Regions from separate parts of the Homo sapiens genome. Here region 2 is linked to region 1. A link is a contact called in ENCODE Hi-C data. All regions are on one chromosome and are shown on one strand. Each heading gives the region's core, a stretch centred on a gene start or an enhancer-like site at or near the end of the contact. The rest is flanking DNA. Distances are from core to core; before and after follow the strand shown.

What was found. A loop is a pair of places that touch in the nucleus more often than their neighbours do. Pooled maps may share reads with other maps.
Region 2: a loop to region 1 is called in a map of PC-3, with 7 times the contacts of the local background. The contact joins the promoter of ATP6V1C2 here to the promoter of FLJ33534 in region 1. A Hi-C loop is called at or near these places in 2 of 168 maps with a recorded cell type or tissue (Calu3 and PC-3) and 1 of 50 pooled maps.

What each region holds. Positions count from the first base shown.
Region 1 is chr2:11,128,973-11,134,533 of GRCh38, reverse strand. FLJ33534 (Putative uncharacterized protein FLJ33534) reads left to right here and starts at 2,358. Exons shown (of 9, transcript NR_040080.1): 1 at 2,358-2,519; 2 at 5,436-5,550. CIMIP5 (ciliary microtubule inner protein 5) reads right to left here and starts at 1,406. Exons shown (of 3, transcript NM_001371321.1): 1 at 943-1,406. The coding sequence starts at 1,199. RefSeq lists enhancers at 3,751-4,251, 4,252-4,752 and a silencer at 4,393-4,702.
Region 2 is chr2:10,718,388-10,723,948 of GRCh38, reverse strand. ATP6V1C2 (ATPase H+ transporting V1 subunit C2) reads right to left here and starts at 2,319. Exons shown (of 14, transcript NM_001039362.2): 1 at 2,218-2,319; 2 at 971-1,125. The coding sequence starts at 1,099.

The sequences.
Region 1 (5,561 bases), core at 1,109-3,608:
TGGAAGCAAAGACTAGAATGGTGGGTGCCAGAGGCTGGGAGGAGGGGGAATGGGGCGTTGCTAATCAACGGGTATGAAGTTTCAGTGGTGCAAGATGAATGCATCCTAGAATCTATCAGGCTGCTCACTTAAAAATGTAATCGAGATCATGCCATGTTCCCGCTTAAAATCCTGGATGGTGTCTCCTTTGGAAAAAATGCATCCAGACTTTTATAAGGGCTGGGGTGGCCCCCGCTGCTCCCCCTCATCCTGTGGCCTTCCTCACTCCCTGTGCCTCAGCTACACGAATTCTTTGTTTTGTTTTTTAGATACATCAAACTCTTGGCTCCTTCTCCTATTTCATGTCTCAGCTTAAATGTCTCCTCCTCAGAGAGGCCTTCAGCCGGCTCTGCCCCCGACCCTGAACTGTTTCCTTCTTACCGCTGGTCACACTTCATACAGATTTGTACTTGTTTGCTTCTCTGCTTGCTTTTTGGCTGCCCTGTCCTGAGTATGAAGGCTCGGTGGAGCCATGGCCAGGTCTGTCTAGTCCCTTGTTGCAGTCTGGTCTCGTTTCAGAGCGGCTCATGGGTATTTTTGGTTGAATGAATGCATGAAGGAGCATCCTTTCCCCGAGTCAGGTCAGACAGCCAGCTCCTCTAACCCAGACTAGGCCAGCAGGCTCCAGCTCAAGGGATTACCGGCCGCGTCGCAGTCGGAATGAACGAGGTGGGGCTGCTCTGACCCAGCGGCATCTGGTCTTGGCTTCCATCTTCCTCGCTTCTTAGGCTCAGGCTCGGGTCTGGCTCTGGGCTGGGCTGGTGACCCACCTTCCCCCGGGCATGCCATGCCCTCTGTCCCTCAGCCAGATCATTTGCCCTCCCATCTCCCTTTCTCCAAAACCTTCCCCAACTTGCAGTCAGGCTGCGGAGTCAGGGTGGAAAAGGGAGGGCAGGTACTCACCAGCGCTGCTGGCCCCGCCGCTCGGCCTCCAGGAGCTCCCGCCACAGCTGGTCCTGCTGCACGCCATCGCAGGCAGCTCCCTGAGCCACCCGCTGCGCCTTCAGAGCCTGGGGGGCCTGGCAGCCACCAGCAAGACCCCTGCTGGCCATAGGGCCACCCCGGGCAGCTGGGGAGACCGAGGCTGGTGGCCTGGTGGGGGGCAATCGGTACCCAGCTGATGTGGTTCTCTGGAGCCCAGGGGTGGGGTGGCTCCCCATGGTGCAAGTGTGTGTGTGTGTGTGCGCTTGTGTCAGAGAGAGAGAGAGAGAGACCTGTGCCTGAGCTCAGCTCAAACCTCCTCCTGGAACACTCTGTCCCTCCTAACCCCGGGAGAGCCTGGGCAGGGTCCTCCTCACTGTCCCTTTAGGCCTCGAGCTCAGAGTGGCCGATGGGGACAGGGCTCTCCGGGCTGGGGAGAGCATTTGAGCCCAGTTTCGTTTTGAACTCCCGCCTGTGCTGTGTTGACTGTTGTCCTGGGAACGGACAGCTCCTAGGAAAGGGGCGGGCCCCGTGTGTGTGTGTGTGTGTGTGTGTGTGTGTGTGTGTGTGTGTGTGATCTGAGCCCTAGGGCTGGGGGGCAGAGAGTTCCTGACTAGATGCCACGCCCAGTTCAGCAGCCCCCTACCCCAAGGCCGGAGTCCTCCGCACAGGGTGGGGGAGGGGGAGGGAGCAAAGCTGGGGCTCCTGGGGGCCACCCCCACCATTATTGCACTTGCTTCCGGCAGCCCGTCAGGCCGTGGGGCGATGTTAGTCCTGTGCTGCCCCCTCGTGGATGCTGCGAGGCTCGCAAGAAATGGTGGCCCTGAGGGCGCTTTGGGAATTGTGGATCAGGCATCAGTGTGAAGCTTCCTGCTTGTTTGGGAACGATGGCGGAAGTCATGAGCTTATGTTGGGCGAGGAAAATGAGTGCAATGCACTAGGAACATCCACTCTGTCTGCAAACCCAGAGCGTTCACACAGCACTCTGCTTTATCTGAGACCTCCCAGCCATGCCTTTCCAACGCCATTCTACAGATGAGGAAACTGAGGCCCTTACCGGCAAGATTAAGTGACCGCCCACGGTCACACAGTCAGTCACCAGCTGAAAGGAACAGTGAGAATCTGAGGGCTTATGGTCCGAGCCCTCAGCCCTGTTTCTGCTCTAACTGGGTACAACCAGGCTCCCTCCGTGGCAGCCTCTCCTGGTCTGGCTCAGCTGAGCTCCATGGACGCCCGCTGCTCTCATCACTTCTGCCTCCTGCACTCTCTGCTTCCGGTTCTCTGAGTTTTGTGCTGTTCCGGTAGGTGCTGGCAGATTCACAGTTCCTTCCACGCAGCTTCTCTGTGGGTCCATTCAGCTGGCGCGCTGCTTCCTATCTTTGTAAGGGAAGAGCTAAGTGCAGACAAAGCCCTGACGAATAGAGGCCTGCGCAGAGTGCCCGGGGTGCAGGGCAGCAGGGCAGCCAGTGAACCACTGAGCTCGCACTGTAGCCAGTCCTGTGTGCCCCTGCTGGATTCTGCTTCTATGAGGGAGGCAGCAAGGAGTTGGGACTTCACAGGTGAAAGGACTTGCCAGGTAGAAAAACTGGGGTGACCACAAAAGCTTGGATGCAAGAGAGAGCCTGGTATTTTGGGAGATGTGGGGGAGGAGACAAGGACGGGGGTGGCAGGGCACATGGGGGCAGGCCCCGGGGTATTTTCCACGGTATCCTGCACCCAGTGGGGAGATACCGATGGGCTGTGAGCCCCAAGGGAGCTGCAGGGAACAGAACCATCAGGACAGGGGCAAAAAACAGGTGAGGTCACCATTGCCATGGCGTGGTGTGGGTGAGCAGTGGCAACGAAGCCCCTACTGGGCTCGGGCGGAGGGCTGGCGTGGAGAAGACAGGGCTGAGAGCCAGGCCAGAAAGAGCTGCCAGCTTCGTCTTCCCACACTTGCATGAGGACGGAGCTGAGGGATGGGACCTTTTGGAAAAACATTAGTCTAAAATCAGAGCTGCAGGCCTGGGACTCTGTCTCTCCTCTGTTCCTCCCCTTGGAGCTGGGATGACACAGGGTGGCATCTAGTGACTTAAATTTTCCTGGTAAAGATGAGCACAGCAGGAGTGCGGCGGGGTGGGCCTCTGTGAGCTAGGACCCTGGGTCAGGCTTTTCTGAGTGCTGTTTTCGTGGAGGTGTCTGTGCTCCCTGCACTGCGACGACAGGTTCCTGCCATGCCCAAGGAGCAGCGGTTCTGGCTTCCCTGAACCCCCAGAAGGCATCCCGTGAGTGTCTTTAGAGAGGACGGTGTGTCCTGGGGGGTCCTTGCTGTGTGTCCTGGGAGGCTTTGTCAGGCTGACCGCAGGCTGTGGCCCTGAGCAGCTGGGAACAGCCATGCAGTTTGCTCAGATACCTCCAGCCCTGGCCACAGGCTCCAGACACAGGGACCAGGGCAAAAAAGGCCAGCAAGGGCATCTGTGACAAACCATCACAACTGATTGAGTTCCTGATGTATGTAGAGGCTGAATAGTTCAACGGATTTTTTTTTTTTTTTTTTTGAGACGGAGTCTCACTCTGTTGCTGGGGCTGGAGTGCAGTGGTATGATCTTGGCTCACTGCAACCTCTGCCTCCCAGGTTCAAGCGATTCTCCTGCCTCAGCTTCCCGAGTAGCTGGGAATACAGGTGTGCACCGCCACACCCAGCTAATTTCTTTTGTATTTTTAGTAGAGACAGGGTTTCACCATGTTGGCCAGGCTGATCTCGAACTCCTGACCTCAGTTGATCCACCTGCCTTAGCTTCCTAAAGCGCTGGGATCACAGGTGTGAGCCACCGCGCCCGGCTGGAGGTTGGTTTTTAAAAATTAAAATGTAATTTAAAAACCATTTCAGACCGAGAGTTGATAGAGGGCTGGACTGATGTGTGACAAAGCAAATACAATACAACGTAACTGCAGAATCTAGGTGGTGGGCGTATGGGTGGGCATATGTTGGGTGTCTGCCCTACCATTCTTTCAACTTTTCTGTATGTCCGAAAAATTTCAAAATAAAATGTTGAGGGGGAAAAAAAAACTCACCTGCCAGTCCAGGTCAGTCACTGCCAGTCTCTTTTTACATGTCCTTCTGCCTGGAAAAACATCCAAATTCACTCTGGGTGAGCCTCACTGCGCCCCAGCCTGGGAGGACCAACCCCGCCCTGCCCCTCCCGCCAGCTCTGAGGCTGGCCTCACCTGGGGATCAGGACACCGGGTTCCAGTCCCTGCTCTGCCAGTGACTTGCTCTGTGCCCTTGAGCGAGGGCTCAGGGCACACCCACATTTTGTGGTCTAACTTTATCTGAGACTTTCCAGGGGAGCACAAGAATCCCTGCGTTTGGGAGGTTGCTGGAGTTGTCTTTTATTGGGTTTTCCTCACCCCAAAAGGCGTAGCAAGTTTAGGGCCTTCAGCTGGGCGAGGCAGAACGTTCCAGCCCAGGCAGCCACAGGGTGGCCCCACCAGCCCGGGAGCAAGCACACCTGCGATGCACAGAGCGAGGCGAGGCTCCGCCCTGCGAGCCAGCCCCGCCCACTTCCTGTAGGCCCCCGCCCCTTCCCGGGTCGGCGGACGAGGGAGGGTCGCGAGCTCCGCCCCGTTCCGCCGGCGCAGGGCTCAGGGGCCCCGGAGCTTGGGAGCGCGAGGGAAGGAGCTGAAGGGGCGGGTCCGTGGGAGGCGAAGGCAGGGGAAATGTGTGTCTGCATTTTTTAATTTGCAGGGGATATTTTCCGTCCCCTTTGTCCCGTAAGCCTCTGCTTTTTGGATGAAAACGTTGGCTTTACCACCCTCTCTCTCCTTCCCGCACGCGCACACCTTGAAGGCATCCTACCAGGCGGTGACCGCAGAGGAAGCACCCAGAGCCACAGTTCTTGCCTTGTCAGCTGCTCCCACCACGTCCCCAGAAAGCTCCGGGTTCGTCAGAACAGCAACATTAAAGGAAGGCCCAATTTATCTATGGAAAAATCCGCTCCGGCCTTCCTCTTGTAGCCCCAACCGTTTTCACTTCTAAGTAGCCGCTTTGGGTCTTACTTGTTGGTTGTACAGTTGCTGTCAATGTGCCTACCATTTTGTACCCAGCTTAAAATTGTTTATTTATTTATTTATTTATTTAGAGGCAGAGTCTCGTTCTATCACCCAGGCTGGAGTGCAGCGGGGCGATCTCTGTTCATTACAACCTCCGCCTCCCGGGTTCAAGCGATTCTCCTGTCTCAGCCTCCTGAGTAGCTGGGATTATAGAGGTGTGCCACCGTGCTCGACTAATATTTGTATTTTTAATAGAGACTGGGTTTCGCCATGTTGGCCAGGCTTGTCCTGAACTCCTGACTCAAGTGATCTGCCTGCCTTGGCCTCCCAAAGTGCTGGGATTACAGGCGTGAGCCACCATGCCTGGCCAAATTTTTTTTTTTAATGTATCAGCAATATTTTTTCATGTTTCTCTTTATATATATATATATTTTTTGACACAGGGTCTTACTTTGTCGCCCAGGCTGGAGTACAGTGGCATGATCGTAGCTCATTGCAGCCTCCACCTCCCTGGGCTCAGGAGATCCATCTCAGCCTCCTGAGTAGCTGGGACCACAGGTGCTTTATAA
Region 2 (5,561 bases), core at 1,070-3,569, 410 kb after region 1:
CTCTACTAATAATACAAAAATTAGCCGGGCATGGTGGCACACGCCTGTAATCCCAGCTACTCGGGGGGAAAAAAATTGCACATGTCTCATTCTTTTTTTTTTTTTTTTTTTGAGACAGAGTCTCGCCGTTCACCCAGGCTGGAGTGCAGTGGCGCAATCTCGGCTCACTGCAAGCTCCACCTCCCGGATTCACACCATTCTCCTGCCTCAGCCTCCCGAGTAGCTAGGACTACAGGCGCTCGCCACCATGCCTGGCTATTTTTTTGTATTTTTTAGTAGAGACGGGGTTTCACCGTGTTAGCCAGGATGGTCTCGATCTCCTGACCTCATGATCCACCCACCTCGGCCTCCCAAAGTGCTGGGATTACAGGCGTGAGCCACCGCGCCTGGCCTCATTCTTCCTTAATGTTGGTTTCGTTTGAACTTTGCCCTCCACTCCAAGAACCCTTAGATGCCTGGGCATGACCCAAACTCTCTTCTGTCACCAAATTCCCTCCCTTCCCCTCCCTCAGGACCAAAGGGATCCTAGATTTCCTCCCCTGCCCCCAGGTCAAGAGTACAATCAAGGCTGAAGCCCCCCAAGCCTGCACATCTAAACTATATGGTGGGTCTTCTGAGATGTTGCAGACAAACCAGGAGGAGCCAGAGGAACACCCAAGAGAACCTGAGTGTGCATTTAACGTGCTTCCCACTTTTTGAAGCATTAGACACTGCTACCCACAACCTTGTCCCCCTGTTCATTCCTTCCTGTGGCTGCATCTACATAGGTATCACAATTTATTTGGGACTATGGCATGATATCCCACCTAGCCCATCACCTCCCCGTCCATCCTCAAACCTCAGCTTGTCCTCAGAGCCCCTGCTTTGCCTTGATACTTTCTCCTTGGCTTCCTGAGGTAGCAACCTGTCTCCCTCTCCTGTCTCCCCCTGACCAATCCATCCCTTTTTCACTCCTCCCCAAGAATTTTACCTTGAAGTCAGGAATAGCGAATTTGGTATTATAAGACAGGTTGGACTTGGAGGTTACAGTATTCATCCTCTCCAGAGCTTGCAAATTTTCCTTATCGCCAGGGGCAGAAATTAACCAAAACTCCGACATGCTTCCAGTCTTCTCTTACCCAGTGACTGCCCAGAACCAGGACAAACATACACAAACAGAAACAGAAGGAGAGATGTGTCAGATATCCCCGCCTCACCACTCCCTACCCTCCAATTCATCCTTTCTAGGATGAGCTCCAAGGACATCCATTTGCAAAAGCAAAGCTCTTATCTCCACCTGGGCAGCCCTCAGGTGTTCCCGAAACTCCAAAGCTCCTTGGTCCCTGCAGTGGTTCTGGCTGGTTTTCAGGAGCAGAGGAGGAGGGAGAGGTTCCTTTCTTTCTCTCCACCTCAGTGAACAACCCCTATCAGGCATCATAAAACGGGAGGACAGTAAGCTGGAGGCGGACACCTTCTGGGGGAATATTTGTCTTCCTTCCACACTGCATCTTCTGGGATGCAGGATGGGGTGGAGGAAGGCGTGGGATGAGGAAGGGATTTTCACAACAGGCTACCAGGTCAAACCGCAGGTCAAACTGGCCAACCTTGTGATTGGTATTAGCTTTAAAAATAGACTTCAGAGGATTTTTTTAAATAAGAAAAAAAAAAGTAGTAGGGGGTGAGGGGAACTACTAAAGTCTTTTTTCCACTAGGCGAGGTGCCCGCTCAGCAGTGCTGGGTCCCTTGCCCGGCGTGGCCGGTGGTTTCGCGGCCGCGTCTGCAGCCTCTACGGCCGATTCGATTCGTGCTGCTCCTTCACAGGTGTCCACACCCGCACCTTTCCCCCTCGGCCAGGTTCCCCCTTTCCGCTTGCCTCCCCGCGGCGTCTCCGGACGGCTGGGGGAAAGCAGGATAAGCTCTGAGGAGCCAGAGACCCCTGGTGGAACCTCTTCCTTTCGGACTCCCGGTCCCGCTCCAATCCGAGGGCATTTTGTTCTCTCCTAACCCCGCGCAGACCCAACGCAGCTCCTTTCCGCCTTGACTGCCCATGGCCTGGGGACGAACTGGCCCGCCGCAGCACCTGCGGAGATGCTACCAGCCCGGCCGCGGGGAAGCGCGCGGAGGTGCACGCTGCCCACGTTTCCAATGGGAAAGCGCAGGCTGGTGCGCAGCCGGACCCCGTGCCTGTGTCCCCACCCCGCCCCTGCCTCGGGTCCCCGCTCCGCGGTGCGTCCTTACCGGGAGCCGGCGGGGCGCGGGCCGCGCGGTAGGGGGCTGCGGGCGACGGGCGGCGGGTGCGGGGCCGGAGCGCTCTGCCGGCTCCCGGGAGGCAGCGGCTTCGCTGCCCCGCGCCCCGCCCCGCCTTTTATCCCGGGCTCTGGAGGCGGCCCCGGCCCCGCAGGATATTTGCATACGGGCCGTCCGCCTCCCGCCTCGCTCCAGCCAGGGGCCCGAGAGCCGGGGAGCAGGTGCAGGCGCCGGGCAGGAAGGCGCGGAGGAGACGCGCAGGGTCTCCAGTCCCCTACGCGCGAGGGCCGGGGCCCTGGGGGCTTCTGCGGCGCGTCCCACGGGGTCTCCTGCCGCACGACTGCGCTGCCGCGTCCGGGACGCGTGGACGGCTGAGCCGGGTGGGAGTCGGGAAAAGGCTCTGAGCTCGGGACCACCCCGCCCTCCCGCTGCGGCCGCCGCAGCCCCGCTTGCCCACCCACTCTCGCCTCACAGAGACATGCGCGGATCTCAGGGGAATCACCTACTCCCAGGTGTCTCCAGGCCAGTGCAAGAGACAGGGCCCACCTGTGGGGAGCCGCGCAACAGGTGCGCAGGTGCTCGGGACGCACCTGCGTAGACAGCGAAGCTTTTCCTGTCCGTGTGGGCGCGGGTGTGCGCCCGGTTGCCCAGGAAACTCCCACCTCACCCTCTCCACCTTCCGAATTGCCCTGTGGATGGGGGGTGGGGGGGCGGTTACAACTCACCGTACGACGATCAGAGATGAGTTCATGATCGGTGCTGTCTGGAACCAGGAGGGGGAAACCCTGGAAATTAACGTGTGAAGGTTAAAAACAAGACAAAACCAAAGGAAAACTCGGAGAATTCATTTTCTCTGGACCGAAGGAGAAGGCTTTAAAGCATCCTTCCATGTGGGCGATGTTTTCAGTGGTTTCTGGGAAAGATGAAGATCTCAAGAGTGTCCTTCGAGGGGGCATTGGAGACGGTGTTCTTGCTTCCTTAAACGTGGACTCCCCCTCCTGTGTAAACTAGCCTTATCTATCAACCCATTCTTGTGAATGCATCAGGGTCTTTGGCAGAAGGATTTGACATCATCTGAGACTTAAGCTGTAATCACATAGGGTGGGATGGGAAGCCCCAGAGACGGGACAGAAAGGTGGCTTTAAGATCACAGTGGGGTCGTACTGCCAGCCTAGGTTAGACTTGGAAGTCCCAGCACCTGCAGCAGGCATCGTTATTGGGACACTAATGTGCATTAGTCAGTCCTTGCAACATCTTCCTGAGGGAGGATACCTGAAACCAAGGGATGGGGAAACTCCGGTATGTTTGAGGACATTAAGTGGCTATTCCAGGGAAGGAGTGGCCCAGTTAGACATTAAAGCGGGGTGGTCTCCAATCTTGGACGTTATCCAGGCACGACATTTTATCCAGCCAGGGAAAACATCTTAGAGCTGGGGGCAGATCTCATCTGCAAACAAGGGTGGAGATGCCCACAGAAGTTACGTGAATTGCCCAGTGTCACACAGCTGGTTATGTCAGAGCTACAGTTGGAACTCGGGCCTGTGGCTGAGTCTTATGTCCTTTCTACTGCTCCCAACAAGCCTGCAGGACTAGATAATCAGGGTGAGGAAGAACACATGCTTTCTATTTTAGTCCACATTTTCCCATCTGCAAGGTTCAAAGCCATGGACCTGGCTTCTCAGAGACTGAGCAACACATTTAGAAGTATCTGTGACCTGGCTCGTGGCACCACTCTTTCTATACACCTGGTTACCTGTAAATACTTTGTTTTGTGCCAGGTGTGGTGGCTTACACCTGTAATCCCAGCACTTTGAGAGGCCAGGTGGGCAGGTCACCTGAGATCAGGAGTTCGAGACCAGCCTGACCAACATGGAGAAACCCCGTCTCTATTAAAAATAAAAAATTATCTGGGTGTGGTGGCGCATGCCTTAATCCCAGCTACTCGGGAGGCTGTGGCAGGAGAATCGCTTGAACCCAGAGGCAGAGGTTGCAGTGAGCCGATATCACACCATTGCACTCCAGCCTGGGCAACAAGAGTGAAACTCCATCTCAAAAAAGAAAACAAAAAACCCAATCCAAACCAAACCAAACCAAACCAAAACAACAACAACAACAACAAACAAAACAAAACAAAACTTTGTTCTGTGAATTAAGAGAGTCAGACACAAATAACTCCTGGATAGGCCAGGCACGGTGGCTCATGCCTGTAATCCCAGTACTTTGGGAGGCCCAGGCGGGTGGCTCACTTGAGATCAGGACTTTGAGACCAGCCTGGCCAACATGGTGAAACCCCATCTTTACTAAAAATACAAAAACTGGCTGGGCACGGTGGCTCACGCCTGTAATCCCAGCACTTTGGGAGGCCGAGGCAGGCGGATCACGAGGTCAGGAGATCAAGACCATCCTGGCTAACACGGTGAAACCCCATCTCTACTAAAAATACAAAAAAATTAGCTGGGCTTGGTGGCGGGCGCCTATAGTCCCAGCTACTCGGGAGGCTGAGGCAGGAGAATGGCGTGAACCCGGGAGGCGGAGGTTGCAGTGAGCCAAGATTGCGCCACTGCACTCCAGCCTGGGCGATAGAGCGAGACTCCGTCCCAAAAAAAAAAAAAAAAACTAGCTGGACATGGTGGTACGCACCTGCGGTCTCAGCTGCTAGGGAGGCTGAGGCGCGAGAATCACTTGAACCTGAGAGGCAGAGGTTACAGTGAGTCGAGACCATGCCACTGTACTCCAGCCTGGGTGACAGAACAAGACTCCATCTCCAAAAACAAAAAACAAAACAAAACAAAAACAAAAACACACAAATAACTTCTGGACATCATCTGATTAAGAAAATAATAAGGACCTACAGTGTTCCTTGTCTTCCTCAAAATCTTCCTACTCAAAATCTAAAATCTTTCTGGTCTTTCACATCTTAAGTTTCTTGTTTCATAGCTGAATTTATAATGGATGATGTCTACTGCTGCAGGGGTAGCTTGATATTTTTCAAATAACTTTTTATCTGCTTATATAGGTAATTCTCTCCTTTTCTTTTCTCCAACAAGAATGAGCTTGAAATTTCTGTTTTTTAAAAAGAATTTGGCAAACAGAGAAGTATAAGGAAGAAAATAAAAATTACTTGTAATTCTATAATTAGCTGCTGTTAACATTTAAATTCTTTATTACCATTAATGCATATTCATGTATAGATGCAGATTTCTTTGCATGATTGAGATTATATATTATTCATAAATCTTGGCATTCTGCTGTTTGCTTTCTAAAGATCAAAAAAGTTATCAAATGTATCTTATCAGTAAAGGATAATCCAATGTCATCAGAGTTTACCACAGCTC